Regions from separate parts of the Homo sapiens genome. Here all the other regions are linked to region 1. A link is a loop called in an ENCODE intact Hi-C map of the cell type or tissue named here. Cell type or tissue: K562. All regions are shown on one strand. Links, peaks and the distances in the headings refer to the core of each region. The heading gives the core; the rest is flanking DNA.

What was found. Peaks named below come from ENCODE experiments on the same cell type or tissue, not always from the same donor. Only the 100,000 strongest peaks of a DNase experiment are listed, where the experiment ranks them.
Region 2: a loop joins it to region 1, with 2.7 times the contacts of the local background. A loop is called at or near these places in 5 of 110 quality-filtered maps.
Region 3: a loop joins it to region 1, with 6 times the contacts of the local background. A loop is called at or near these places in 62 of 110 quality-filtered maps.

What each region holds. Positions count from the first base shown.
Region 1 is chr6:149,076,948-149,087,367 of GRCh38, reverse strand. It overlaps UST (uronyl 2-sulfotransferase), which reads right to left. Exons shown (of 8, transcript NM_005715.3): 8 at 10,378-10,420. Among named protein-coding and RNA genes, the nearest start is that of UST-AS2, 49 kb to the right of the region's middle. RefSeq lists an enhancer at 7,276-7,395. In K562, for the core only: a CTCF peak has its summit at 4,918 (motif pointing left); a DNase peak (open chromatin) is centred at 4,947; H3K27me3 peaks cover 1,191 bases.
Region 2 is chr6:149,185,003-149,195,422 of GRCh38, reverse strand. No RefSeq gene overlaps it. Among named protein-coding and RNA genes, the nearest start is that of TAB2-AS1, 67 kb to the left of the region's middle. In K562, for the core only: a CTCF peak has its summit at 5,010 (motif pointing left); no DNase peak of the experiment used is centred there.
Region 3 is chr6:149,513,580-149,523,999 of GRCh38, reverse strand. PPIL4 (peptidylprolyl isomerase like 4) reads left to right here. Exons shown (of 13, transcript NM_139126.4): 10 at 2,829-2,940; 11 at 6,550-6,646. It also overlaps the pseudogene RNU7-3P. Among named protein-coding and RNA genes, the nearest start is that of PPIL4, 27 kb to the left of the region's middle. In K562, for the core only: a CTCF peak has its summit at 6,354; no DNase peak of the experiment used is centred there.

The sequences.
Region 1 (10,420 bases), core at 2,700-7,699:
ACAGGCTATAGAAATACTGGGCAGAGCTTTCAAAAGCAAATCTAGGCTGGGCGTGGTGGCTCATGCCTGTAATCCCAGCATTTTGGGAGGCCGAGGCGGGCAGATCATGAGGTCAGGAGTTCGAGACCAGCCTGGCCAACATGGTGAAACTCCATCTCTATTTAAAATACAAAAATTAGCTGGGCATGGTGGTGTGTGCCTGTAATCCCAGCTACTCAGGAGTCTGAGGCAGGAGAATCACTTGAACCTGGGAGGCAGAGGTTGCAGTGAGCCAAGATGGCGCCACTGCACTCCAGCCTGGGCGACAGACAGCAAATCTAAAAAGACCCTGTAGTGGAACCTCTTTTGGGTGGCGGCTTTGTTCACAGTAGTCTCCCGTATTCTCTGTTTCACTTATTGAAGTTTAAGTTACCCTCAGTTAACCTCGGTCCAAAAATATTAAGTTATTTGGCCTGGGGGTGGGTGGTAGTGGGTTGGGGGAGGGGGAAGCACATTCACTTACTTTTATTACAGTATTTTGTTATAAGTGTTCCATTTTATTATGAGTTATTGTTAATCTCTGATAGTGCCTAATTTATTAATAAAAATTAAACTTTTTTCATAGGTATGTATGTATAGAAAAACACATAAGCATATACACGGTTTGGTACTATTCTTGAGTCCAGGCAACGACTGGGGGTCTTGGAACATATCTTCCTTATCCACGAGGACTACTGTATTTACCAGTCTCTGAGATCTAGTGATTTATACCATGGGAACATTCCTCCTGGCCTTCTGATTGGTTCAAGGATGGGGGGCCCTGACTAGCTAAACCAATCATTGTCTTTCCCCAAGACTTTTCTGAACTGTAACTAGCAAGAAGCCAGCTCCTCTGTGGTGACAGAAGCTGTGAGAGTGAGGTTTGGAAGCTTTTTATTTTTTGGTAAGGGAAAGGGGGCACATTTTCTGCTGGTCTGGAAAAGAGAAAAAGAGAGAAGGGTGGGAGAGAGAGGGAGAAACACCAGGTAGCATTTCAGTCCCTGGTTCCAGTTGCCCTTGAGCCCGATTGCACCCTTGTCCTGCTTGCATTTTTGCTTTTTCAATTCTTTTTCTGATTTTATAGATACCCTTCTGCTCTTCCAGTAGATTTTCTTTTTGTCTGAACTTGTTAGAGTTGGATTATTTCTGGCACCCGAAACCAACAAGTACATACAATTAACAAAAGTATAAGTAGTCATATAATATAACTTGGATTATATTTATAACCCCAATTATGGAGTACAGAAAATCACCAATATTACTTGACACAAAAAGTGATTGGCTTTGTGTGCCTGGCCCTGTGCAGGACAGAGGGAGGGGGAAAAAAAAAAACCAGACAAATTGAAAATTTTGGTTCAGATCCTGAAATCATCTTGTCTGTTAAGGAGGCAAAACTTGTCTTCTTGGCTCTATGCAGAAACAGACAATAGGGGATTGTTTAAACCCTAGGTTATGACCATTTAAATTACAAGTCTATTCTCTCATTTATGAATGTGATGCTTCAGATAACACATTTACATGGGTATAAAAGAGAAATATCTTTTCTAACTTAATGAGCTGGAAAAGAATCTCTGCATTAACTTGGCAAACTGAAGATATCTGAGCTCTGCTAAAGAGAAAATCTCAGCAAATCTGTAGAGATTCTCTACAAGAATAATTACTCTCACATGGGTTTGTGCTCTTCACAACCAATTCTATTTCAACAAATGTTTAACTATAATGAAATTAGCAAGAGATACTGGGACAATATTCTAGAAACATTTGACCTAGTGGAATTTCATAATGACCTTCTTAATTAAAATATAACCCACCTAAGCGAAAAGCTCCAACTTCAAATCTGGTCCTACCTGTATCCACTATGAAAGTGTGGAAAATTATATCTGCCTTTGGCAAGTGTATGTTTCTAATGGGCTTAGAAATGGCCTGTCCAGGATAGTGTGCTAAGCTGGTGATGATGAAATCATTTCCACCTTTGGAGGCTGGTTATGGTGGCACAATCAGAAGGAAAGAGTTTTGAGGTTTACATCTAGAGTGACTATAAGATAATGAGATTAAATTTTTTTTTAGTCTCATTTAGACTAAATTTAGACTAAATTTTTTTCTTTAGGCAATGTACTATAACCTACATATTCTAATTCAAGTAAAAGCTATGTTCACGTTTCTTGAAGGTTGAGAGATATTGTTATCAAAGCATTTTAGACTACGACTTTGAGTAATTTGATATTACATGACTAATATCTTTAGATGATTCTAGATTTTGGATTTGATGCTATAGCTACGAAATAAGTATTCGGGGTAGGGCTTTCAAAATAGTTAGAATCTCAGTGTTTATTGTAGGTTTTTATCTGAATTACCAAATTACTTTTCAGAAATGTATCAATTTTACTCCCATCATCAGCAGAGCGAGAGTGAGTACTTCACTAACCTCTCTCCTCATCTCAGGCATTCACATACCTAAATATGTTTGCCCCAAAGCATCTCCAGTGATGCCACATTGCTTCTGTTCAAACTTCTTTGATTACTAATGAGGATGAACACTTTTCTTGTTTCTTAGCTTTTGAAATAGCTAAGGTCTGAGAATGAATGTGTCATTTGCACATTTTATTCGTTTTATTGATTTATGTAAGTTCCTTAAGATTAGCAGTTTCAGTCTTTTATCTGCCATGTCTGCTACAAATGTTTCCCCTCATTTGTTTACTTTTTAACTGAGTTCTTTTTTATTTGAAACTCAGAGATTCTAGTATTTTTTTCTTTGTGATTTCTTTCATTTTGCCTATGTTTAAAGTTCATCTCCACCCCCAAAATCAAATTCATTTGATTTACTTTGATAGCATAAATAAATCCTGTCAATTCACTGGAGCACAAAGATATATTTGAAGTAATAAACTCATTTTAATTTTGAATTGTATTTTTCATTTATGCTATTTTAAAAAGAAAGAAAGGAGAAGCCAAGAAAAGAGGGCAGATAGAAAAGGCAAACATCAGTACTCCCAGGATCTAAGAGTGTTTGGGGGATCCAAGGCTCTATGTAGAGGCAGAAGCCACCAGTGACTTACCTCTGCCCTGGCAGTTACTTCTGGGTTTCAGGTTAGTGTTCTGACCAGTCTGGAAAATAGCTAGAGGCCTGGATTTGCTGACAACAGCCCCAGTGCAAGTTATAACTGAAACAGGAACCTCTCCTATCTCACCTGACCATCACAGGGGTTAAGTACCTGGAAATCCAGAGATGAAATGAAGAGGAGTCTTTAGGGAGGTAAGTGGCAGAGAGACTGGGAAGCCTGGATTCCTGACTTCTTTTCCTTCTGCCCCACTCCTCCCCTTCCCCACTCAATATCCTGCACCCAAGAGTTGGATACTGATTTACAGGGAGTGGGAAAAGGGGACATTTTTAATTTGTATTCAACCAAGTTTATGTCTAAATCTAACCACACTGCCCTTTTTTCTCTTTACATCCTTGAAATTCAGATTTGTGCAAAAAGGCGTAGGTAGAATGTAGTAAAGATCAAATCAGGTAAGACACAGGTTTTAGTTTGGTAGGGTCTTCTCATTTCAGGTTTGTGTCTGGAATTAGAGCCTTCAAAACTGCCCCAAATGAACAGTAGTTGTCTCTATTATGTTTAATCAAACTCTCAGACCAAGAGTCCAAATGCTGTTCACCGAGGAACCCTGAAGTTATTATGTGATAAACATATTCAATGAATGATGAAAATGATTTTCTATACATTGGCTATGGCAGCATAATGTAGACAAAAGAGTGCTAGATAAGCAGCCAGAAGGTTCTAGAATCAACTATACCCACTATGTGACCTCTTGAAAATCAATTTGCCTCTTTGAGCCTTAGTTTCCTAATCCATATAACCATCTACACAGAGATTAGAGATCTGCAAAGAAGTAGGCAGGGCTGGGGGAGATACACAGGGTGCTAATTAATTTAGAAGAAGGAAAATGATTTCCTCATGTCACTTTTGTGTTCTGAAATGCCCAAAGCTTCCTCATTGCCCTTATAGTAAATAAAAATTTCTTCCAAAATTTTTAGCAATCTGGCTCAATCTTATCTTGCCTCCTACAAGCAATAAAAAGAAGCAAGAGCATGTTACATTTGAGTGTGCATCCTGGTTTTGCTCCTTACTGTGCTGTCACGGGCTCATTGTTTAACTTCATGGAGGCTTTGTTTCCCGTTATACACATAGGGATGACAATGCCTCTTTCTTGCAAATCTGCTGCAAGGGCCGAGTGATATTTGTGCTTATGATCTGCCTTGCTATTATCTGCAAATTCCGCTGCTCTAGCTCAAATCCCACATGAGGTCTTCTCCTTACTGAGGTCTTTACTGACCTCCCATGTAGCCCCTATGTGTGCCAATAAATTTTTGTAGATGAAAATAATTTAAACTGAAAGTTACCTGAATCCTTTTCTAGTGTGGCCGGCCTTGATAACGGGGCAATGCCTCTTTCTTGACATCTTCCTATATCCTTGTTTTTTGCATTAAACACACTTTCTACTTATCTGTATTGTGGCAATTATGGTATTGCCTGAAGGTTATCTGGGACAGTCATCACATGGGTCACCTCTTGATTACTGAACCAGAATTGTCATCATGTTTTAGTTATACAACAAACTCAGGAAAGATGATCTGATAAAGACTGATTTTAAAAATACAACGCTAATCTAAAAATAATAGCAACAAAACTTAAATCAGGCCAGAAGACCTGGGAACGCTAATAACTTATTGATCAACAGTGTGTATGTACACTGGTAAATGTACCAGGTAAATGCACCAACCATGAGTTTCTTCTGGGCCATACTGCTTTAAAGCAATAAAGGAAAATGAGCAAGTGAGAGAGAGAAAGGAGGTTTGGAAAGAACTTGTGATTTCTTGAGTAAATTGTTATGGATACGGCGCCCCCTAGTGCACTGAACAACACAGGTGCCCCAGTGTGTAGTAGCTGAGAGCTCCGGAGCTGAGCAATCTCATCCCCATCACCAACCTTACTTGAAACACCTGCGATTTCTGTTTCATCATAGCTTTCCTTTCCACTGCACAAGCAACTGTAGCCCAAGGAAGAAAGGGGGACAGATGTCCTTTATTTGGTTGGATTTAAGCACTGATCCTCATGGGAGTCATGAATTAATTCAAGGTACCCAAATAATATTGAAAAGTATAAAAAATTTTACCTTGAAAAGAGTTTCTACTTTTTCCCGAGATAGAGGAATGTAATTAGGAGAATAAGCAAAACTGAAAGATGATTCCTTGTTATTTTCTAAAAATGTTATTTGTCCCCATCTTCTTTTTATCAACATGTTCGTCATCTGATGCAAATATATTTTCTTCAAGCACGATGCACGGACCAAAATTGAACCACAGCAAGAGGAAAACAAGTCTTCCAATGAGGAAAAATGTAATCCAATAATTTGCATTAAAGCATTGTTTCTCAAAGTGTAGTCTCCAGAACACTAGTTCCACAGGATATCAATGGGTCTTATGCAAATAAGGGTTTCATGGCAAATACTTTTGAGAAATTTGAAATTCAACAAAAGATCAATTAATTTTTAAAAATGCTTCAGTATGCATGAGTCCTTAGTATACTCTGAATATACTACCATACTGTGTAACACCACACTATGAACTGCAGCACTTCCAAAATTATTTAACACGATTTTTTTTCATGCCTATCTCACACACTTGGTTCATGAATTATCCTTTGAGAATACACATTGGACTAGAATTTCACTAGTTTCCAAAGATGGACACCATACAGGAAAGTGTGCCAAAAGGAGAAAAAGCAAATAGTAAATTTGATATGTGCAAAACTTAAGGTGACTATAAGGAAGTTTGTGGTCAGTGTCTTAACTCTCTTCTGCATTTGAAAGATTAGTAATACAACACATTAAAGTTTTTCAACATGGCAGTCCTATGGGGAATCAACCATGCTGGAAACATCACCAGCCCACAAAATCATTGCCAGATTTTTCCCACATCACAGCAGTAACACTACTTCTGAGAATGAGAAATGACCCTCCAAGAAGTTTAGTACCCCCGTCCTGCCAGGTTTCCAATTTTTACTAACACTTTTCTTTGTGCACAACCTGTATTAATTCACATGGATGTTTTAGGCTCATTATTACCATTAGTCATGGGATCACAGATACACACAGTAGTTTAAATAAGTTAGAGGAAGCCTGTATTTAGTACAAGCTGTGAATTAGAGCTGAATCTTCTAACTTGCAGCTAGACAAACTCGTCCCAAAGAATGCTTGAGAAAAGTGGAATTCCACAGACTGGTTTATCTTGGATAATGGCACAGTAAACAGAACAGTGGAAACCAGGCCAGGAGGAAGGGACCGATGCTTCTTCAGGACAGGTCCTTGCTGCATTTGCTCTATCTCATGCCCAGGAGGATGTGCCTACTCCTGGGAGCTCAATTCACATTTCAGAAATGCTGCTGTCCATCGACTCACAGCATACTGGGCAATGCCACTTGCAGACATGAAGGAACGGGGGCTTCAGGCAACCTGGAATGACTATATGTAATTCTATGCCCTCTTGCTGGGGATACAGTGTTCTGTGGTGAGAACAAACCTTTCATCAGCTTAGGAAGTGTTGTGGCTCAGTCTTTTAGCATTTAGGGGTCAAGGGTGGGAAATGGTTCATCCCAGAAGCAGCTCTTGGTTTTCAGTAGATGTTTTATTTTCTTTCTAATGTTTTCCAGCTGAGTCGATTTCAGACCGATGGAGGTCAAATGATTTACACTGATGCCCAGTGAAACAGAACAGCTGGGACTTGAACTCGGGGACTTGACTGGTGGGCAGCCCCCAGCCTAGTCAGTCAAATGCTCTCCTCCCAGGTTTTTACTGCCTCTCTGGTTGCACCTCAAAGGCAGCCTGCTGTGTCTGGCAGGGCCCATCTCCTGGGCCGTGTCTGCTCCTGACTGGAATAAGAGGCCTGTGACAGGTCAAGTCTGAATGTTCTGGCAGAGCGGCACAGGGCAGACTGCTCCACCCCTGCTCAAAGCACACAGCGTCTGGTGAAAGCCAGATTGAAGATAGCTAAATGCGCATGCCAAGATTCCAAAAGGAAAAACTTAGCTCTCAACTTTCCTTTGCATGGTGATTTTTCATCCTCTCCTTTTTCTTTTTGTAAAAAGGGAATCCCCATGTTTACAAGTTGAAATCCAAAATGCACAAGTGGTCAGTTCACAATTCTGTGACCCATGAACATCTGTGGGCCTGGGTGTTCCTTGGGAATCTGCAGTGCTTGGAGCAGTGAGCCAAGCCTGCCCTGGCAGAAGGGAATTCTCCAGTGAGTCAAATAGTCCTGCGAGTGCCCGGGGTCTGCTTCTCCTCTGGTTCTGCTTTCCTGGGACATGTCTGTACTTGACTTCCCCTAGTTTTATGAACTGCATTTTGACTATATTTTTGGAGGTGGGTCCATCTGAAACTCGTTACAGGAAGTAGGACAAGAATCTTCATTTTGCCTTTAAGAGAAATAAAACTCTGTAATCTGAGATGGGCAAACATGCTCCAAGTCTGTTTACCAAGGAACAAGAACCTCTCTGTGTCTTTTGAGCAGACAGAAAAATTAAAAATAAAATATTTATTTGGGATTTGTCTCTGAGGACTTCAGTGACTGAAAACCAATAGGGCCTCCCCTCCCTCTGTGGAAAGGCGAGTTCCAAAGCCCCGGCTCCCAGGAGAGCCCTATGGTGAGGCTGCTCCAGTACAGCAGGTGGCAGTGGGTGTGGCTGAAAGTGCCTCATCACTTTCATTCTGGATCCTAGGTCTGTAGATGGGCTTTGGCTATATCATCTTTTTAAAGTTTTAATTTGGTAGCTGCTTCAAAAGTTAAGGGAACCCTCAATGGGCAAAGTTAGCATGTGACATATTTGTGTCTCCTCTTTGGACCTTGGTTTTCCTTGTCTGTAAAATGAGGGAATGGACCAGATCACTGCTCCAGAGCCCCAATGCAACTATAGGAATCTGCACTTTGAGGCTTGCTTCTCTCCTAGTAGGAATTCAGTTCCTCTGCCCTAACTTTTCTGCTATAGTCTGGGTGTTATGGGCTGAATTGTGTGTCCCCCACAAATTCATATATGAAAGTCTTAACCAAGTATCTCAGAATGTGAGCATTTTTGGAAATAGGATCTGTATTAGTCTGTTTTCACACTGCTAATATTAAGACATACCCAAGACTGGATAATTAATAAAGGAAAGAGGTTTGATTGATTCACTGTTCAGCATGGTTGGAGAGGCCTCAGGAAACTTACAATAATGGCAGAAGGGGAAGCAAACATGTCCTTCTTCACATGGTGGCAGCAGCAAGAAGAAGCGCCCAGCAAAAGGGGAAAAGCCCCTTATAAAACCATCAGATGTCATGAGAACTCACTATCACGAGAACAATAGCATGGGGGTAACCACCCCCATGATTCAATTATCCATCACCGGGTCCCTTTCACATGTGGGGATTATGGGAACTACAATTCAATATGAGATTTGGGTGGGGACACAGCCAAACCATATTAGGGTCTTAAACGAAGTCATTAAGTTAAAATGAGGTCATTAGAGTGAGCCCTAATCCAATATGATTGCGGTCCTTAGAAGAAGAGATCAAGACACAGACAGGCACGGGGGAAGGACACGGGAGGATGCAGGGATAAGGTGCCCTCTGCAAGCCCAGGAGAGAGGCCTCAGGAGGAACCAACCCTGCCAGCACTTCAATCTCGGACTTCCAGCCTCCAGAACTATGGGACAATACACTTCTGTTGTTTAAGGCAACCAGTCCGCAGCACTTTGTTACGGTAGGCCTAGCCGACTAACACCACATGATATCACAATGAATGTGCTGGGCTGTGAAAGAAGTTCTGTGTGTTTTTCTTAACAGACTTGGATTTTTGGTTTTAGCCCAAAAAAGACTTTTCTGTAGCAGGATATTTAAAACATTATGTTTGTTTATTTTTTACAGATTTCTTTATCATCTGATGTGAAATAAGCCGTGTTAGTAAAATAACTCCTCTTTATCTTTACTTGAAGGGGGTTTCACAATTTTGACCCAGAGGGCTATTTTTCTTAATAGCTATGGATTGTCATCCTGCTTTTTTTTTGTTTCTTTTTTTTTTTTTTTGACGGAGTCTCGCTCTGTCACCCAGGCTGGAGTACAGTGGCATGATCTCGGCTCACTGCAACCTCTGCCTTCCAGGTTCAAGTGATTCTCCTGCCTCAGCCTACTGAGTGACTGGGACTGCAGGCGCATGCCACCACACCCAGCTAATTTTTTGTATTTTTAGTAGAGACGGGGTTTCACTGTGTTAGCCAGGACTGTCTCAATCTCTGGACCTCGTGATCCGCACGCCTCGGCCTCCCAAAGTGCTGGGATTACAGGCATAAGCCACCGCGCTCGGCTGTCATCCTGCCTTTTAAGAAATACTGTCATTATCTATAAAATTCATTAAAGGCCAAATAGCTCATTGGATAAACCCGCAGGTGATGGCACATGTATAAAGAACTTCAGACCACACAAGCAACCCCAGATATGGCACGGTCCAGTTTTTCTTGAGTATTTTTGGCTCTAAAGTTGATTGAGTCAAACATCATTTGATTGAGTTACAGAAGGACAAACAAAATGATGAACAAAGGTCACCACTTATCACCTGCTGTTTAAGATTCTCATATTCTTACTTGAAATAAAGCATACCATTACCAAAGTGGATTTTTCTTTCCTTTCGTATCAGCATTCTGATTCTTTTATATAACAGTCACATGTAATTGGAATGTAGCATCAGACACACAGGGAGCATAGTTTGTTTCTCTTTGTAAGCTCCATTTGACCACAGCAGTGAAATTTCCCAAGAACGGTGTTTCCAGATCAAGACTACTCACTTGAGAGCTTAGAGTGGTCCAGGTTTTGAAGTGCTGCATGTCTGAGAAACAGATCATCGTAGACACTGAGAATTGGGGCACATCCTTCCTTTCCTATCTGACGGTAGACATGCCCCGTAGATGCTGGATAACAGAGACAGATGATTCAGATGTAGCACCCCGACATGAAACCAACCGTGGAAATACTGATAAAATCACCTGTTTGCTTTTTAAAATATGCAACAACATGAGTAAATGACTAGTTCATTTTATCAGCCCCCTTTTTTTTGCTGTCATATAATTACACGAATGAAAATTGATACACTTTTTAAAATACAGCTTTTCAAAATCCCATCTTGAGGAAAAAAGCTTGGCCAATTAAGAAGGCTGAGGGGAGGAACTGCAGGCACTTTTATTTCCAGCTGTCAACAGGATGGAAGAAATATGTCAACTTATTTATATTTATTTATTTATATGGGTGATGAATAAGTTAAGGAATGCTTCATCTCAAACACAGATTGCTTTTATTTTAGCTAAGTTAATGTTTCAG
Region 2 (10,420 bases), core at 2,081-7,080, 110 kb before region 1:
CAGTTGGCGTTCTGTAGCTCTGAGCTTTACACTGATAAAAGCTGAAACTGAAAACCTACTCGGTAATCAGGTGGTAGACTGGGACTGTATTAACAACTCAAAATGAAATGTGCTTGGGGGTTTTATAGCTTTAAGTCCAGCTTTAAGTTTTCATGAACTGGGTGAATCCTGCTTTCTGGTAATGGGTACAGGCACAGGTGGTCAAATGACTATGAGAATCGCCAGGAAGTTTACAGCAGGACAGGGCATTCTCTCCCCTGCTTTGCAAAGGGGGTTATTGTTGTTAAAATTCCTTGGGACTTGGATTGCACCATTTGAGTACTTTATCATCTCAGTTCTGAAATGAAATCTCTTGGGGAGCGGAAGGACTGAAACCTTGGCTGGCAGCAGTGATGAAGGAAACGGGCCCTCTTACCAGCTCGATGGGTGAGGGGATTTACTGCTGGTGTAGATAAGATTCGATGTAGTTAGACATTGTCAACACATCCTGGTGTAAATGCAGTGCCCTTCCTTGACTTTCCCAAGGGAAAAACAGAGCTCATGACACTGACTTTCATTTCTCAACAACAGTATTGAAAACATCTTCCTTGTAAAGGCAGCTGAGACACTGGTCTTTAAAGGTCTTCATTGCTGGGCAGACTTAAGAATGTAATCTGATGTGCAGTGTTATCATGTATATGTGGACATGTTTACAAGTGCATGTATTATTTTATTTTAATTTTAATTTTTATCATTTCTTTTGAGATGGAGTTTTGATCTTGTCACCCAGGCTGGAGTGCAGTGGCATGATCTTGGCTTGCTGCAACCTCCACCTCCTGGGTTCAAGTGATTCTCCTGCCTCAGCCTCCTGAGTAGCTGGGATTTCAGGTGCCCGCCACCACGCCTGGCTAATTTTTTGTATTTTTAGTTGAAATGGGATTTCACCATATTGGCCAGCCTGGTCTTCAACTCCCGACCTCAGGTGATCGGCCTGCCTTGCCTCCCAAAGTGCTGGGATTACAGGTATGAGCACCCGGCCACCTGTATTATTTTAAGTGTAATTTTGCACACAGAGCAAACGGGGCATATCTGCAGGAAATAAGTATTTACTATTTGATGGTATTGGTATCAGCTTAGATTATAATGACAGTGGCTCCAGGATCTCGCAAAGGAAGGAATGAACTAAGCTCCACGGTAGCCATTTTTGTGCTTGGCTTTGAGTTGGTTATTTATTCACTTGATGATCATTCTTTCATTCAACACTTTGCACAAGCATTGTTTGTGCAGGCTGGGTACTGAAGACATACCTTGAAAAGCACAGATTGTCCCATTAAGAGATTATAGCAGTATGAGAGAGACAAAATGAACAGGTATTTGCTACATAGCAGGAAAGGGGGGAGGTGAACACATCGGAGGGTCTGAGTCTCAGGGCAGAGAGCCTAGGAAGAAGAAAGAGTCCTGCAAGAAATGACCACAGCTTTATATTACAAAATTTGGTGGCACAAGGCTAACTCACTGTCCATCTTTCATTCCATTTTTTTTAATTTCCCTATTTTTTATGTTCATTCTTCTGCATGAACTTTGTATTATTTTTAATCAAATTCCAATTTAGACTACATCAAACTTATAGACTCATTTAGGGAAAATCACTCTCACTTTATCAGGATTGAATTTTCTTATATAAGAAAAAAATGTACTTTTCTCTGTTTCTTTCTTATCTTTTAAAATGACTTTTAGTAGAGTTTTATCAATATATGTTGCACACTTGTCTTTTGTTAAGGTTATTCCTAGGTATATTCCCTATTTTTTTTTGTTTTTGTGATTGGCTTTTTTTCCTCATTATTATTATTATTATTATTTTATTTTTTTGAGATGGAGTCTCACTCTGTCGCCCAGGCTGGAGCACAAAGGCATGGTCTCAGCTCACTGCGACCTCTGCCTCCCGGGTTCAAGCGATTCTCCTGTCTCAGCCTCCCAAGTAGCTGGGATAACAGGAGCCCGCCACTACGCCCAGCTAATTTTTTGTGTTTTTAGTAGAGACGGGGTTTCACCATGTTGGCCAGGCTGGTCTCGAACTCCTGATCTCGTGATTCATCTGCCTCAGCCTCCCAATGTGCTGGGATTACAGGCATGAGCCACCACACCTGGCCTTTCCATTACATTTTATAACTGATCAATTGGAAATAAAAGAGCTAGTGACATTGGATATTTATTTTTTACCTGGGCATAGAACGATCCCACCAGACACAGGTAATTCCCCTCTTATTTACTCGTTGCCTTAGGTCAAGTTCCCTGGGAAACAGACTTGAAGTTGGAGGTCTGTGTGCAGAAGCTTTATGGGAGTGTTCCCTCAAGAAAACAGCCATGAGTGGCTGGGTGCGGTGCTTATGCCTGTAATCTCAGCACTTTGGGAGGCTGAGGCATGTGGATCACCTGAGCTCAGGAGTGTGAGACTAGCCTGGGCAACATGGGGAAACCCTGTCTCTACAAAAAACATAAAATTAGCCAGGCATGGTGGCATGCGCCTGTAGTCCCATCCACTCAGAAGGCTGAGGTGGGAGGATTGCTTGAGCCTAGGAGGCAGTGGTTGCAGTAAGCTGAGATTGCACCACTGCTCTCCAGCCTGGGAGAAGATAGACATTGTCAAAAAAAAAAAAAAAAAAAAAAAAAGAAAAGAATGAGGGGTGAGGGAGGGAGAGGGAAGCAGGATTGGGAGAGGGAGAAATGAACCGCAGCAAATTTGCAACAGGGACCTCAGCTGCTCCCACAGGGAGCTCCAGAGCTGAGATGGTCCTTCTGAGTTGTCCTGAATTAGGGTAAGGAGGCAAGGCCTTTGTACCCCCACATTAACCCCTCACTGGAGGTGGGTTACCATGGAGGAGGGGATGTAAACTTGGGCCAGGCAGTTCCCTTTAACAGGGAGCAAATTTAGCAGCCATCGGAAGTGAACACTCCAGGGTGCTGGGGAACTGAGTGTCTTGGTCTTGAAGGGAAGGGCTTGGCTGGGTACCACAACATCCACTACACTGATACTGGCTTTCTTAGATCCCTAGATGACTATGAGCAGGGACACTAACAACACTGAGAAGCCCAATAGGTCAAAAAATACCTAGGTAGCTGCTCCTTCCTTTACCTTTAAAAGTCTTGCTATTTAAACTTACCTTTTAGAGGCTTGTAAAGGTGTTCCACTATTGCTTTTAATGAAGTTTTTTGAACACCAGTGATCTTCATTTTGAACTCACATTAATATTCCTTGGAGTATTAAATAACTATTCTCAGTATAGGGGAAATTTCCAGGAATAGAACAGTGGGTCTTCAGTCCAAATACTATTGGTTGAAATTTTAAAATGCTTTGACCAGTCCAGACCTGCTGAGAAAAATGCCAACTCCCCCCAACACACATTTACAGGAAGACTTACATATAACCATTTCTTTGCTTTATCTCTCAACTTTATTGGGGTGTAATTACATAAAATAAAACACATCTATTTTAAGTGTAGAGTTGGGTGAGTTTGGCAAATGTTTACACCCATGTAATCACCATGTCAATGAATGTATAGAGTATTTCCATCATCCCTTTGCAGTTATCCTCCTACTGTTCTCTCACTCTGCCCCCAGGCAACCACTGGTCTGCTTTCTGTCACTATAAATTAGGTGAAGAAGTTTCATATATTTGGACCCTTATAGTATGTAGTCCTTTAAGTCTGACATCTTTCATTTGCTGTAGTATTTAAAAACTAGTTTTATTGAGGTATACTTTGCACCCAGTATAACTCATTTATTTTAAGTGAACAGTCTGATGACCTGATAAATGTATACAATCATGTAATCACTGCCACAATCAAGTTAAGACATAGAACATTTCCATGGACCTCCAAAAGGCTCTCATTACCCTTTGCAGTCAATCCCTTGTCTGCAGTGTCTAATCTGCTGTTAATCTTATCATTATATTTCTCCTATCATATTTTTTTTTAACCTCTACAAGTTCCATGTGGATTTCTCATATCAGATTTTTTTTAACCTCTACAAGTTCTATTTGGATCTTTTTCATATCTGCTATTTCTTTTATCATTATCTTTATGTTTTATTTTATATCTTTGAACATGTTAATAAGATTTTAAAATCTTAATCTTTCAATATTAAATCTTTTAAGGTCCTTCTACCCATTCTATTATCTCTGGCATTTCTGAGTCTGTAATTGATTCTTCTCCTGGTTATAGGTAATCTCTTCTCGTTTCTTTACATGCTTTGTGATTTTTGATTGAATCTTAGCCATTGTCAATTTTACGTTGTTGAGTGCTCATTTTACTGTATTTCTTTAATGAATACCGACTTTTTTCCTTTTTAGCAGTTAAGTTACTTGGGATCAGTTTTATCTTTTTAAGACTTTCTTTTAAGCTTGTTATGGTGGGCCCACCACATCCTTTAGTTAGGGCTAATTTAGCCCCTCTACTCTGGCATCATGATTTTTGCCAATACATTGTTATTGGTTTTGCCTTGAAGACTTTAAAAATGTTTTATTCTTTAAAAAATATTTTTTATAAATAAATATATTTTCTTAAATATTAAAATTGAGGAAAAATGATCTTTTAAAAAAAAGTTTTCTCACCGGCTGCCTGGATATAAAGTTGGTGCTGTTGGGGGAGCACAGGGGGATTGAGACTGGCCTTTTTGGCTGCATAGGGGCTGGGTGAGGCCTGTCACTGCCAACTTTCCACCACTTCCCTGGCAACCTGTATGATGCAGCAGAGGCAGCCATAATCCCCCAGGAAACATAACTCTGTCAGCTGGAGAAAAACACCCTCATCCCCTATAGCAGCCACAGCAAGCCTTGCCCAAGGAGAGTCTGAGCTCAGACATGCCTAACACTGCCCCCACCTGATGGTCTTTCTCTACCTGCCCTGGTAGCCAAAGACAAAAGACATTATCTCTTTGAAGCTCTGTGGCTTCACCCATCACCTGGCCAACCTAGGGCAGGCTTGTATCCTCCCTGTACTACCACAGCTGATGCTGTCTTGAAAGCGCCACCTCCTGGCTGGAGGCCAATCAACACAAACCATTACAGCAACTCATAAAAGAACAGCCTTGTCCCAAGAAAGGAGAAAACAGCTAACTCTACTGCCTGTAACATCCTGGATAACCAGAGGTCCTGAGTCTGTCTACATGACAACTTTACTGCCAGGACAACCAGCATTAGAGAAAACCAGCACACTAAACAAAACTACAACAAAGTTCCCACAAAAAGTCCACCTCACTCCTCTGCTACCTCCACTGGAGCAGGTGCTGGTATCCACCTGAAGATGGATCACATCACAGGACTCTTTGCAGACACTCCCCAGTACCAGCCCAGAGCCTGGTAGCTCCACGGGGTGGCTAGAATCAGAAGAGAAATAACAATCACTGCACTCTGGCTCTTAGGAAGCCCCATCCCTAGAGGAAGGGGAGTGTGCCACATCAAGGGAATACCTGTGGGGCAAAAGAAAATGAACAGCAGCCCTTGAGCCCCAGATCTTTTCTCTGACACAGTGTACCCATATGAGAAGGAACCAGAAGAACAATTTTGGTAATATGACAAAACAAAGTTCTATTATGCCCCCAAAAGATCACACTAGCTCACCAGCAACGAATCCAAACCAAGAAGAAATATCTGAATTGCCAGCAAAAGAATTCAGAAGGTCAATTATTAAGTTACTCAAGGAGGCACCAGAGAAAGGTGAATACCAACTTAAAGAAATTTAAAAAATGTTACAGGATATGGATGGAAAAATCTCCAGAGAAGTACATAGCATAAATAAAAAGTAGTCACAACTTCTGGAAATGAAGGACACTCTTAGAGAAATGCAAAATACGTGGAAAAACCTCAACAATAGAATTGAACAAATAGAAGAAAGAACTTCAGAGCTCAAAGACAAGGCTTTCAAATTAACCCAATCTGACAAAGACAAATAAAACAGAATCAAAATAATGAACAAAGCCTCCAAGAAGTTTGGGATTCTGTTAAACAACCAAACCTAAGAATAATTGATGTTCCCAAGGAAGAAGATAAACGCAAAAGTCTGGAAAACATATTTGAGGGAATAATCGAGGAAAACTTCCCTGGCCTTGCTAGAGATTTAGACATCCAAATATAAGAAGCTCAAAGAACACCCAAGATATTCATCACAAAAAGCTCTTTGCCTAGGCACATAGTCATCAAGTTACCTAAAGTCAAGAAGGAAAGAATCTTAAGAGTTGTGAGGCAAAAGCATCAGGTAACCTATAAAGGAAAATGTATCAGATTAACAACAGGTTTCTCAGCAGAGACCCTATAAGCTAGATGGGATTGGGGTCTTATCTTTAGCCTCCTTAAACGAAACAATTATCAGCCCAGAATTTTGTATCCAGCGAAACTAAGCTTCACAAACAAAGGAAAGATATAGTCTATTTCAGACAAACAAATGCTGAGAGAATTTGCCACTACCAAGCCAACACTATAAGAACTGATGAAAGGAGCTCTAAATCTTGAAACAAAACCTCAAAATACACCAAAATAGAACCTTCTTAGAGCATAAATCTCACAGGACCTATAAAACAATAACAATGAAGAAAAAAAACCCACAGGGTATTCAGGCAACAATTAGCATGATGAATAGAATAGTACCTCACATCTCAATACTAATGCTGAATATAAATGGCCTAAATGCTCCACTTAAAAGATACAGAATGGCAGAATGGATAACAATTCACCAACCAAATGTCTGCTGCCTTCAAGAGACTCATCTAACATAAGGACTCACATAAACTTAAGGTAAAAGGGTGGAGAAAGATATTCCATACAAATGGACACCAAAAGCAAGCAGGAGTAGCTATTACCATATCAGACAAAACAGATATTAAAGCAACAACAGTTAAAAAAGACAAAGAGGGACATTATATTACAATCCTAAATATTACATGCAGCTAATATTGGAGCTCCCAGATTTATAGAACAAGTACTACTAGACCTAAGAAATGAGATAGATGGCAATACAATAATAGTGGGGGACTCCAATACTCTACTGACAGTACTAGACAGATCATCAACACAGAAAGTCAACAAAGAAACAATGGTCTTAAACTATACCCTAGAACAAATTGACTTAACAGATATGTATAGAACATTCTACCCAACAACTGAAGAATATACATTCTATTCATCAACACATGGTATATTCTCCAAGATAGACCATATAACAGGCCACAAAATAAGCCTCTATAAATTTAAGAAAATTGAAATTTTATCAAATACTCTCTCAGACCACAGTGGAATAAAATTGGAAATCAACCCAAAAAGGAGCGCTCAAACCCATGCAAATACAAGGAAATTAAATAACCTGCCCCTGAATAATTGTAGGGTCAACAATCAAATCAAGATGGAAATTAAAAAATTATTTGAATGGGATGACAATAATAACACAACCTATCAAAACCTCTGGGACACAGCAAAAGTGGTGCTAAGAGGAAAGTTCAGAGCATTAAATGCCTACATCAGAAAAGTCTGAAAGAGCAAAATAGACAATCTAAGGTCACACCTCATGGAACTGGAGAAGCAAGAACAAGCCAAACCCAAACCCAGCAGAAGAAAAAAAATAACTAAGATCACAGCACAACTAAATGAAATTGAAACAAATAAAACACAAAAGACAAATGAAACAAAAAGCTGGTTCTTTGAAAAGATAAATAACATCAATAGACCATTAGTGAAACTAATAAAAGAAGAAAGTATATTCAAATAAGCTCAATTAGAAATGAAACAGCAGATACTACGACCAATGCCACAGAAATACAAAAGATTATTCAAGCCTACTACGAACACCTTACATACACAAACTAGAAAACCCAGAGGAGATGGATAAATTCCTGGAAACATGCCACCCTCCTAGATTAAACCAGGAAGAAATATAAACTCTGAACAGACCCATAACAAGCAACAAGACTGATATGGTAATAAAATAATTGGCAGCAACAAAAAAAGTCCAGGACCAGATGGATTCATAGGTGAATTCTGTCAGTCATTCAAAGAAGAATTGGTACCAATTCTGTTGACACTACTCCAAAATTTAGAAAAAGAGGATCCTCCCTAAATCATTCTATGAAGCCAGTACCACTCTAATACCAAAACCAGGAAAGGACATAACAACAACAAAAAAGAAAACTGCAGATCAATATCTGTGATTAATATAGAAACATAAATCCTCAGCAAAATACTAGCGAACTGAATCCAACAGCATATCAAAAAGATAATTCACTATGATCAAGTGGGGGTTTCATACCAGGGATGCAGGGATGGTTTAACATATGCAAGTCAATAAATGTGATACATCACAGAAACAGAATTTAAAACAAAAATCACGTGATCATCTCAATAGTGGCAGAAAAAGCAATTGGCAAAATTCAGCATCCTTTTATAAAAACTTCAGCAAAATTGGCATAGAAGGAACATCCCTTAAGGTAATAAAAGCCATCTATGACAAACTCACAGTGAACATTATACTGAATGGGGAAAAGTTGAAAGCATTCCCCTTGGAAACTAGAACAAGACAAGGATGTCCACTTTTACCACTTCTATTCAACATAGTACTGGAAGTCTTAGCCAGAATAATTAGACAAGAGAAAGAAATAAAGGGCATCCAAATCAGTAAAGAGGAAATCAAACTGTCACTGTTCACTGAGGATACGGTCATACACGTAGAAAACCCTGAAGACTTATCCAAAAGGCTCCTAGAACTGATAAATGAATTCAATAAAGTTTCAGGATACCAAATCAATGCACACAAATCAGTGGCACTGTTGTACACCAACAGCGATCAAGCTGAGAATCAAATCAAGAACTCAACCCCTTTTACAATAGCTGCAAAATAAAATAAAATAAAGTAAAACAAAATAAAATACTAGAAAATAAAATACTTAGGAATATACCTAACCAGGGAGGTGAAAGACCTCTACAAGGAAAACTACAAAGCACTGCTGAAAGAACTAACAGATGACATAAACAAATGGAAACACATCCTATGCTCATGGATGAGTAGAAAATGTGAAAATGACCATACTGCCCAAAGCAATCTACAAAATCAATGCAGTTCCCATCAAAATACCGTCATCATCCTTCGCAGAACTAGAAAAAAACCAATTCTGAAATTCATATGTGCCAGGGTCCGTCCCACAGACCCTAACTGCATGACGGATGAATAATGTACTCAGACACTGATATTCAGTGAAAGAGCAGGGTAGAGGGCCAGACAACTGACCGAAAGAGTTGTAGCAGCCACTGCCTGACTAGCTGGCCCTGCCAGCATTTATTCAGCACACACTAAATGACAAAGGCTTTGAGTCAACACCACTAGAGAGTAATTAACCTGGTAGTCCTCCACACAGGACAGCCATCCTGCCTGAGAATGATCGAAGGTTAGTTTTAGGACCACATGAGTAAACAAGTTATTTAGATAAACTCCCTTAACATTCCTTTGTACCTACTTTAAGCTATTTACTTAAGATAAGGATTAGGCTGCCTTCAGCCAGATCTGTTACTGAAGCTTATGCAACAACCCCGGCCTTCCAGGAAGGTTTGTATCTATTACTTATAACTATCTTTAAAATTTTTCCCACCAGCCTGACTGAACTCCCACCCATATGGGACCAAAAATGAGCCCACATAGCCAATTCAAGACCAAGCAAAAAGAATAAATCTGGGGGCATCACATTACCTGACTTCAAACTATACTACAAGGCAATAGCCACCAAAACAGCATGGTAATGTCATAAAAATAGGTACATAGACCAATGGAACAGAACAGAGAACCCAGAAATAAAGCCAAATACTTACAGCCAACTGATCTTTGACAAAGCAAGCAAAAACATAAAGTGGGGAAAGGGCACCCTATTCAACAAATGGTGCTGGGATAATTGGCAAGTGACATGTAGGAGAATGAAACTGGATTCTCATCTCTCACCTTATCTGAAAATCAACTAAAGAGGGATCAAAGACTTAAATCTAAGACCTGAAACCATTAAAATTCTAGAAGATAACATTAGAAAAACCCTTGTAGATACTGGCTTTGGCAAAGGCGTTGTGACCAAGAACCAAAAAGCAAAAGCAACCAAAACAAAGATAAATACTTGGGACTTAATTAAACTAAAAAGCATCTACATAGCAAAATAAATAATCGGAGGAGTAAACAGACAACCCACAAAGTGTGAGAAAATCTTCATGAACTATGCATCTGACAAAGGACTAATATCCCGAATCTATAAGGAACTCAAACAAATCAGCAAGAAGAAAAGAAACAATCTCATCAAAAAGTGGGCTAAGGACATGAATAGACAGTGCTCAAAAGAAGATATACAGATGGCCAACAAACACATGAAAAAATGCTCAGTTATCAGGGAAATGTAAATCGAAACCACAATGAGATACCACATTACT
Region 3 (10,420 bases), core at 3,530-8,529, 440 kb before region 1:
AGGGATACAAGATGAATCATGGAGGGTTGGGGAAGATAGACCATAAAGTTATATGTAGGCACTGTGTCAGATGTACCAGAAATGATACTTACAAGGTACATTGGTGCCAGCAGAAAGACCTTTACCTTTGGTTTGCTGTGAAAACTTGTAGACCTGCACTAGCATTCTATCATTGACACTATAGAATCTATTATTTATTTTCTCACAAATAAAATTTCATTTGTAGCACATAGACTAATGACTGCCCATGTTTTGAGTTTTTTGCAGCTATGCCATTTTCTTCTTTTTTTTTTTTCTTTTTATTTTTTTGAAACAGAGTTTTGCTTTGTCACCCAGGCTGGAGTGTAGTCGCATGATCTCAGCTCACTGCAACCTCCGCCTCCCAGTTTCAAGCGATTCTCATGCCTCAGCATCCCAAGTAGCTGGGATTACAGGTGCTTGCCACCACACCTGGCTCATTTTTGAATTTTTAGTAGATACAGGGTTTTATGATGTTGGCCAGGCTGGTCTTGAACTCTTGACCTTAAGTGATCCACCTGCCTTGGCCTCCCAAAGTGCTGGAATTATAGGCTTGAGCCACTGCACCTGCTGTTTTACTTTTTTATTGATCTCTAAGGATTCTTTATATTTTCTGGATGCAAGCTCTTTTTTGATTATGTGTGATACAGATATCTTCTCTGTGGATTTCCTTTTACTTTTTTTTTGTTTTTTAAGGGACAGGATCACTCTGTGTTGCCCAGGCTGGACTTGAGCTCATGGGCTCAAGTGATTCTCCAATTTTAGCTCCTGCATAACTGGGACCACAGGCATGCCTTTTTCCTTTCTTAATGGTGTCTTTTTATAAACAAATTTCTAATTTTAATGGTTCAGGTTGTCAGTATTTTTCTTCCTTTTTAGTGGCCTATTTAAAAAATATTTTCCTACTTCAAAGACATGAGGATATTCTCCTGTATTATTTTTAGAAGCTTTGTTGTGAAATTGTTTCCCATTCAATTCTGTAATTTGCTTTTGGTGTATTGTATTACATTGTTTCGTTTTTCATACATTGGATTGCCACGTGACAGCACCATTTATTTAAAAGGTTGTCCTGGCCAGGCGTGGTGGCTCACGCCTGTAATCCCAGCACTTTGGGAGGCCGAGGTGGGTGGATCACGAGGTCAAGAGATCGAGACCATCCTGGCCAACATGGTGAAACCCCGTCTCTAGTAAAAATACAAAAATTAGCTGGGCATGGTGGTGCGTGCCTGTAGTCCCAACTACTCGGGAGACTGAGGCAGGAGAATTGCTTGAACTCGGGAGGCAGAGGTTGCAGTGAGCCAGCATCGCACCACTGCACTCCAACCTGGCGACAGAGCAAGACTCCGTCTCAAAAAAATAATACATAAATAAAAAGTTGTCCTTTTTCTCTGAGGTCTCTACTGATGAAAAAAATAATAAAAAAAGTTGTCCTGCCCCACAGCTCTGTAGTACCACTTTTGTTATAAATCGGTATCCATATATGTATAGAGTCTGTTTCTAGACGCTATACTGTTGCACTGATCTATTTGTCTATTCATATACCACTGTTACATTGTGTTAATCACTATAGGTTTATAAATGTCTTGATAACTGTGAGTCTTCCAACTTTGTTGTTTTTGAAGATTGTCATAGCTGTTTTTGACTTTTGAATATTTATTTTTGAATCAGTTTCTCAATTTTGAAGAGATTTATTAACTATTATTTAGGTGTAAGTAAATTGAGTATTTGCAAATACTATCCTCCTGAAAAAGTGATCTTCAGAGCTTTCTCTTTGGGGATATAGCATGGTGATAGAATTATACCTGCCTGAAAATAATCAGTCAGATTCATGAAACGTACACTGATTGCCTACGTTTTAGATACCATGCCATATGATGTTCTAAATGATGTAGTTACAAAGACGAATCAAGCTTTGTCTATATCTTCATGGATTTTATAATTCATTTAATTATTGACATGTAATAAATATGATTATAACTATTTTATCTGCTTCTCTTTGGATTATCTCTAGTAAGAATAAGTTTCCAGGAATGTAAAAGAAAATTGGTCAGTACTGAGTTGAAATATGTAACTGTCAGTGTCAGAAACAGGGATTTAGAATTGTGAAGTTACTGACAGGAAGGATTCTTGTGTAGCACAGAGCTTGGTATTACAGTCTCACAGTTCATTATCTAAAACCCTTGAGAATAACTAGGCTTCCTAATTCAGAATTTTTCAGAATTCAGAAAGGTAATACTGTATATATGCATACACACATACACATTACATCTGTGATTATGTAATACCTTTCTGGGTCAGCATTCCATAATCTGTCACAAAAGTATTTCTGCAGTGAAACAAATGAATATTCATACTAAGTGGATAAAAAAAGGTCATAACCTACCATTAGGTTTGGTGTTACTGCCAAATTAATTTTAACAACAAACTTAGGAACACAACTTTCACTTTCCAGGATGTTTTTGAATTTTGAGTAAAAAGGATTGTGAACCTGTATAATACAGTCAGTAAGTGTATATTTATCTGTTCACTGCAGTTGGACTGTCTCTCTAAAATCCTGGCTCTGACCCTTGCCAACAACTTCTATACTTCTCTAAACTTCTGTTTTCTCATTAAGAAAATGGATAGTACCTCATGGGGTTGTTACCAGAGGTATTTGAGGTAATAGATACAAAGCATTTAACAGCATCGGGTGTGTAATAAGTATTCAAACATTAATTTTTGTAACAACAAACTTTTTGTATTTTCAGTATTCTAGCTACAGAAATCTTTTCCATAAAGATTTATGCTTGAGTTTTTATAATTATTATCAGGAAGAAGATTGTGAGAAAGCATTCTTCAAAATGGACAATGTGCTTATAGATGACAGAAGAATACATGTGGATTTTAGCCAGTCGGTTGCAAAGGTTAAATGGAAAGGAAAAGGTATGATGGTTTATCTTTTGTTTTTGTTCTGCTTTTTTTTTTTTTTTGAGATGGAGTCTCGCTCTGTTGCCCAGGCTGGAGTGCAGTGGCACGATCTTGGTTCACTGCAACCTGTGTCTCCCAGGTTCAAGCCATTCTCATGCCTCAGCCTCCCAAGCAGCTGGGATTACAAGCATGTGCCACCATGCCCAGCTAATTTTTGTATTTTTAGTAGAGATGGGGTTTCACCACGTTGGCCAGGCTGGTCTCGAACTCCTGACCTCAGGTAATCCACCGCCTTGGCCTCTCAAAGTGCTGGGATTACAGGCGTGAGCCACTGCGCCCGGCCTTGTTTTTGTTATGCTTTTCATGCTTGTATGAGCCTTTTATTGAGTGCTGTTAATTAGGAGAAATATTAATTGATGTAACTCCTGCCATTTGTAATTTTACAAACCTGCTATCTAGAATCTGAGGTAGAGTGTGTGTGTGTGTGTGTGTGCACACACATGCATGTGTGCACCTGTGCGTGTATTTTAAACTGATGAAAAATTATATTTTCTATGTTTGACTATATTATAAATTACTAATAATTACCCACTGCAGACATGATATGTTTCCAAAGTAATTATTTTGACTTTATGGTGTTTTGAGTCTTTTAGGTGCACAACTTAAATTTTTTTTGTTTGTTTTAGTTGTCATATGATGCAAAATAGAAAAGGTCCATGGAAAGGTAGATAAAAGTCTCATTCATTCCTGCTCCTCATCTATCTAATTTCTCTTCCAGGGTAACCATTATCACCTATTGGTACTAACTTTCCCCTACATTTTTTGAATACATATGTGCATATATATATATATGATTTTCTCCTTTTAAAAAGGAAAATATAAAACAAAGGATGCAGGCTATACATACTGTTTTTGTACCTTGCATTTTTTAATTAACAGTGTATCTAAGAGATCAGTTCATATCAGTATATAAAATGAACCAGCCCTGTTAATGGGTTTTCTAAATTTTTACTCTTCCATGTCCATAGCAGTATGTTCCACCTTTGTACATATTACATTTCCCACATACACATACATATATGTCAAATACATTGCTCGTAGCATGTCAGTCTTAAAAGTTGGGTCTCTCATATGTTGAAATAATACGAGTTTTTGGTTTTTGATGCAGTGTTTTTAACAGGTTTCACTTTGATAGTTACTCACATGTAATGCTAAATTTTACTGGGAATTTCAGGGTTACTTTCTTTTTCTATAACACTTATTTCCCATGCTTTTAATGAACTGTTTTTTTTGTCTGTTTTTAGTAAGAAAGAAAAACACTATTTAGTTGTGAATTGCTGAATTGTTTGGTGGATTCTGTTACCTTATGGGAGTTCAGAGAAGGAAGAAATTATTAATGTGACTAAAGTAGGCAAGGAATGTTGAGTGGAAGCTGTGATCTCTGTGATAAAGGAGAGGGTGACTTGGATTGGAGTTCCATGTACTATTAGTTTCTCCTGTGAAACCTTACCTCCTCCTAGAACACATGGCTAGTTTTTGACAGTGCTGTTTGAGTGATTTGTGAAACCTAAATTGAAGCACTAAGATTTTTTTCCACATATGAAAATTACAACTTTGTGAATGAAAGATTCCAGTAAGTATATTCAAAGTGTTGGTGAGCTGCTGGCCTGATGCAGTGTAGTTCTGGCCAGTAGTAATGCCAGGTGGCTCTTATGTAGAGCTCTGCTTCCAAAGAGCTAGTTTAATTGTATCATTTGGGAAGTGTATGAAATAAATATTATAATTCCTCATTATAGATATGGAATTTGAGGCATAATCTTGAGAAGTGATTTACCTAGAGTCACATACACAGATGATTTAGACAGACCCTACATTTGGTTTGTTTTTTACCCTCTCAATCCTGTCTTCTTCTCAACCCATCCACCCATTGAATAAATACTACTACTTTCTTGTGACTTTTAAATAAATTTCTTCATGTTTTTTCCTAAGATAAAATGTCACATAGGAGGGAGAAGCTTTGGTTTTGTATATGCCATCATAAACATACAGTTTATTATTCTCAGTTAATTTTGAGATAATTATATATGTTATTGATTCACATTTATAAACTTAATGTGTATAATGTGCCATTCACAGCACTAAGAACTTTCCTTTATAGTCTGATGATTCCAGCAACTCTGTGAAATGTTGGTATTATTTTCAGTTTATAAATGAAGATAATGTAAATAAAGATAATGAATTGCAGAGAAGTGGTGTCTTACCTAGGACCTCCCACTACAGTCAAGAACCTCTTACATTAATCTGGTGCCCTTTCTGTTATACGGTAACTGCTTCATCCATAGTGAGACTTTTAATGGCAGGCAGATGGCAAATAATTTTTCAATGATAAATGATGGCTGTTTGTTACCATTACCAGTTATTTTAACTCTTGCAGTAGACTGTTTCACATTTATGGGAAACATTGCTGGCCACTTTTGTTTCTGGAGTCTCTGGAATTGCCAAATAGATTGATCTTGTCTTTTTTGCTTACCCTATGGGTCCCCCTTTAAAACCCTGACAATCAAGGTACACATAGGATTCTCAGTCAAAACCTCTGTCTGTACCTCCAGTTTGTTTTACTTCTACATTTAATCTAGGACCCTTCTGTAGGAAGCCTTTCTACAAACAGCATTTCCTAGTGGTGTGGTTGAGGGATAGGAAAGGCAGGGCAGTCAACAGGTCTGGGACATGGATGCGAATTGAATTCTCATCTGGTAGGAGACTTGAAAATTGAATTCTCATCTGATAGGAGACTAGAGTTGAGAGTAGAGAGGCTGCATTGAATGCTCTTCCTTTCTAGCCCTACCAAGCTAGTTAGGATGTAGCAGTAGGTCCTATTTTCCTGAGGGGATTTTTGGCACTTGGGAGGAATGAAGTTGCCCCTAAGTTAGAATTTCAAAGTAGAGACAGTTTGTCTTTGGTGCTATTACCCACCCTCTCCTCTCACAGCTGTTTGGTGATCTTCTGCACATCCTGCCCTCTTCTATTTGCCTGATGCTCTGTTGCCATTTAGCAGAGTATCTCTTGTTAAATCTTTTTTTTTTGAAACGGAGTTTCGCACTGTCGCTCAGGCTGGAGTGCAGTGGCACGATCTCGGCTCACTGCAACCTCTGCCTCCCAGGTTCACGCGATCCTCCTGCCTCAGCCTCCCGAGTAGATGGGATTACAGGCACACACTATCTCGTTAGATCTTTAAAAGGTCTCTTAAAGTCTCACTTCTCTCAAACTTAGGTCTTTCAGATCTTAAACTCAGGTCCCAAATCCTCAGTTTTCCACTGGACTTAATGTTCTCATGGGCTCAATGGCTCTACTTGAACACGGCATTTGTGTGTAATTTATTTGAAAGTTTGATGTTGTAATATTCACATATATCGTTAGGTGGCAGCATGTGGCTACCTAGCAAAAATGGATGTCTGATTTCAAATTAGTAATGGAGATGGAATTACTATGATTCTTTTGTTCCCTTTCTCTGTCTCTCGATATATGCCATTTATAAAATAGCTCTTATGCTTTTTATAAAATAATTATTGTTCTTGGTTAGGTGGTTTTTTTACTAAGCTCTTTTTTTCTTTTCTTAATAAATAGGTGGGAAATACACCAAGAGTGATTTCAAGGAGTATGAAAAAGAACAGGATAAACCACCTAATTTGGTTCTGAAAGATAAAGTAAAGCCCAAACAGGAGTATCCTTACCAAGAATCAGTTAGTTAATATGTATTGACCATCTGCTATGTGTAGAGTACTGTGTGATGTGTTATGAAAAGTCACAAAAGCTATAGAAGACAAATTTCCTGAATCCAGATTGTTTGTGAGGAAGTAACTTAGTTTATCATTATCTCTTTTCAAGATCTTACATATACTTTGCTTTTTCACTATACTCTAGTGTATGGAGAAAGTTAAGGTTGAAAGAAATCTGTAGCCTAATTCTTTTATTAATACTTTCCTACTCTAGGTTAAGTACTTTCCTACTTATCATATTCTCAGAAGATCTTCAGGTAAGATTTGTATTTTCTTTTTGGGGGGGCTTTCCTGCAAAAACCGGAAAGCCTACTAGACAAATTCTAAAAGAGCTGTAACACTAGCTTTGTATTTTCTATATGTAATTGTAATGTTTTCTATTCCTCATAATCTGAAATTTATTATTGCTAAGCTGATTCCTTTGTGCTACCTGCTGTTATGTTTAACTTCCTTACCTAGATAACAAAATCCTATTGTTCTCTGTTACAATGTTAGGTTACTTCTTTCGGTATAGTATATTGTAATTTCAACAACAAATATTTATTGGGCTTCTACTGAGTGCAAGAGTTCACTTTTGTAGGATTAAAAAGAAATCCATTGACTTGACCATTTACTTCAGGTTCTTCCAAGTTTTAGGTTGAGACATGTAAAAAGTAATGAAACATACTGTTTATATTATGACATTTAAATTGGTTCACTAATTTTTCCCATTATAAATATATCACTCCACACATTGCAAGAGTTATTTCTGTTGTGATTCTTTCTGGTAAATGGTGTCTTTGTTTCCTAGTTTCTATTGGTATTTCAGGGATTTTTTTTTCTACATATGTAGACATTTCTTTTCCAAGTACTCATCAAGAAAGATGAATATCAGGTTGACCTGGTCTATATTCATGTTTTAAGATGTGTTGATTGTCTGCAATGTATAAAGCATTGTGAGGTGTTAGAACTGGATAAAGTCTGAAGAAAGCTGATAAAATCAGCATAAGGAGAGGCTTTCACATGCAGACAGACCAAATAAGAAGCTGAGATTTGGTCAGAAAAGATCAACATTCAAGGGCATATGATTGAAAGCTCAAAATCATAAAAGTTATGAATGGAATACATTTGATATTTATTTACCAAATCTTTGAAATTAAATTTAGGCTTATTACTAATAACTATAGCTGGAAGAAGGGGAATTTTAAGTTTTCTTTAATTTTAATTAATTGAAACAACCACACATATACTTATATGGAATAGTGTAGCTTCTAGCCTTTTGAAGTTGATGCAAAAGAGAGAAATGCTGTTAGGGGATAGTCTGATGTGCAGATAAATTGTCTTAAGTCAGTTAAGAAGGCATGGTGGCATCTACTTTATGGGCCTTAAGAGAAAGAGAAATTAGTGAAAGTATAGATTATTAATAAGAAGAATCAAAAATAGAAGTAGGAGAAGGAAATAACTTGGCCCAACTAGACCTCAGGGAAGAAATTGGAGAAAAGATGGCAGTGAGCTCACAAATTTGTGTTTTATTCAAAGGGAGAGGGATTTGATGTCTTCTGAAAGTGTTGATTTTAGTGATAAGTACAAGATAGTGGGTAAGTGAGGAAGCAGGAGATACAACAAGTGTCTTGAGGGTATGACAAGTAATCAACAGATACTTAGTAAGCATCTGTCACATACTCAGTTTAGCAATGAAAGATATTCAGTTCCTGCCCACATAGAGCTTACATTTTGCTGTTGGAGTGGGGAAAAAAAACCAGACATTAAATAATTACCATTCTAAATACGTCTAAATTATTGCAAATAAATATTGCAAAGAGATATGGGACTCATAATAGGGGGCGAGAGGTTAGAGAATACCCTCAACACTGAAAAAAGTGGCATTAAAGCTGTGACACTAATATGGGAGATAGGAGGGCTGAGGTGGAGTGCTGTCTTCTTTCGTATGATCCATCATTTAAGAAATAGGCTGGGTGCAGTGGCTCATGGGAGTGCTGTCTTCTTTCGTATGATCCATCATTTAAGAAATAGGCTGGGTGCAGTGGCTCATGCCTGTAATCCCAGCAGTGTGGGAGGCCGAGGTGGGAGGATTGCTGGAGCCCAGAAGTTTGAGAGCAGCCAGGGCAATATAGCGAGACCCGGTCTCCATTTTTTTTTTCTTAAAAAAAAAAAAAAAATTGGCTGGGTGCAGTGGCTCATGCCTATAATCCCAGCACTCTGGGAGGCCGAGGCGGGCAGATCACCCGAGGTCGGGAGTTCAAGACCAGCCTGGCCAACATGCAGAAACTCCGTCTCTACTAAAAATACAAAAAATTAGCCAGGCGTGGTGGCGGATGCCTGTAATCCCAGCTACTCGGGAGGCTGAGGCAGGAGAATTGCTTGAACCCAGGAGGCAGAGGTTGTGGTGAGCCAAGATCGCGCCATTGTACTCCAGCCTGGGCAACAAGAGTGAAACTCCGTCTCAAAAAAAAAATTAAAAAAAATACAGTTTTTGTCTTAACCCAATACAGTCACAGTACAAACATTCACACACACACACACACACACACACTTGAACCAAAAGATTAATAAAATAAAATTTTTTTAGGCATATACTGTATTTCTGTTTTTTTTTTTAAATGCTGTTGTGGCCCACTAAATAGATTTTATACCCCATTGATGGATTATAGTCATCAGTTTGAAAAACATTGCTCTGAGCCAGGCGCAGTGGCTCATGCCTGTAATCCCAGCACTTTGGGAGACTGAGGCAGGTGGATCATTTGAGGTCAGGAGTTTGAGACCAGCCTGGCCAACGTGGCGAAACCCTGTCTCGACTAAAAATACGAAAATTAGCTGGGTGTGGTGGTGTGCACTTGTAATCACAGCTACTTGGGAGGCTGAGGCAGGAGAATTGCTTGAACCCTGGATGGGGTGGTTGCAGGGAGCCAAGATCAGGCCACTGCACTCCAGCCTGGGCAACAGAGCAAGACTGAGTGCTCTGAAGAATTTGGACAGAGGGAGCAGCATGTGCAGAGCACACATTAGGATGAAATCATAGGTGGGAGCTATGGAATGTGTATCTGGAAAAGGCAAGATCCAGAAGATGCCCCGGAAACAGAGTAGCATAGTGAAAAGAGGGAAGTTGGAGATAATGGAGTCATAACCGAATGGTACGAGCTGACTAACCCTCTTTAGCCATCTCATGGGAAGCTAGGAGGAACAATGTCTTTCATTTGATCTTATGTAGAAGTGAGACATTCCTGTGGAAAGTGTTGAGTTGTGGCTTTGTGAAGCAGACACGAGCCTCTAGTCCTGAGGGAAGTGTGTCTGCGTTTACTGTGGTCCCACATGTAATTAGCATAGCTCTGCCTGTTGGGCTTCCTCATAACCTTTCTCTGGAAAACCACCATTCCAGCCCATGTCAGTCTTCCTCAAAATCCACCTTTGAGGTTGAGATTATTTTCAGCAGAAATCGTAACTCTTTTATATTTTCTCTTATTCTATTATAGTATATTTAAGAAAATACTTATCTCTGAATTAAAACATTAAAACATTTTTAACACATTTAGATGAAATTTAAAAAGATTCACTCGTAGCTTCATCACCTAGACACATGATACTTTTTATTTCTCCTTGTTTCTTTCAAACCTTTCTCTTATGTAAAGTTATAATCGTTGTATGGTATATGTTGTTTTTGCTTTAAGCTTTTTTCATGTTAATTTTCATAAACACCTTTCTAGGGTTTTTTCTGTAGCATT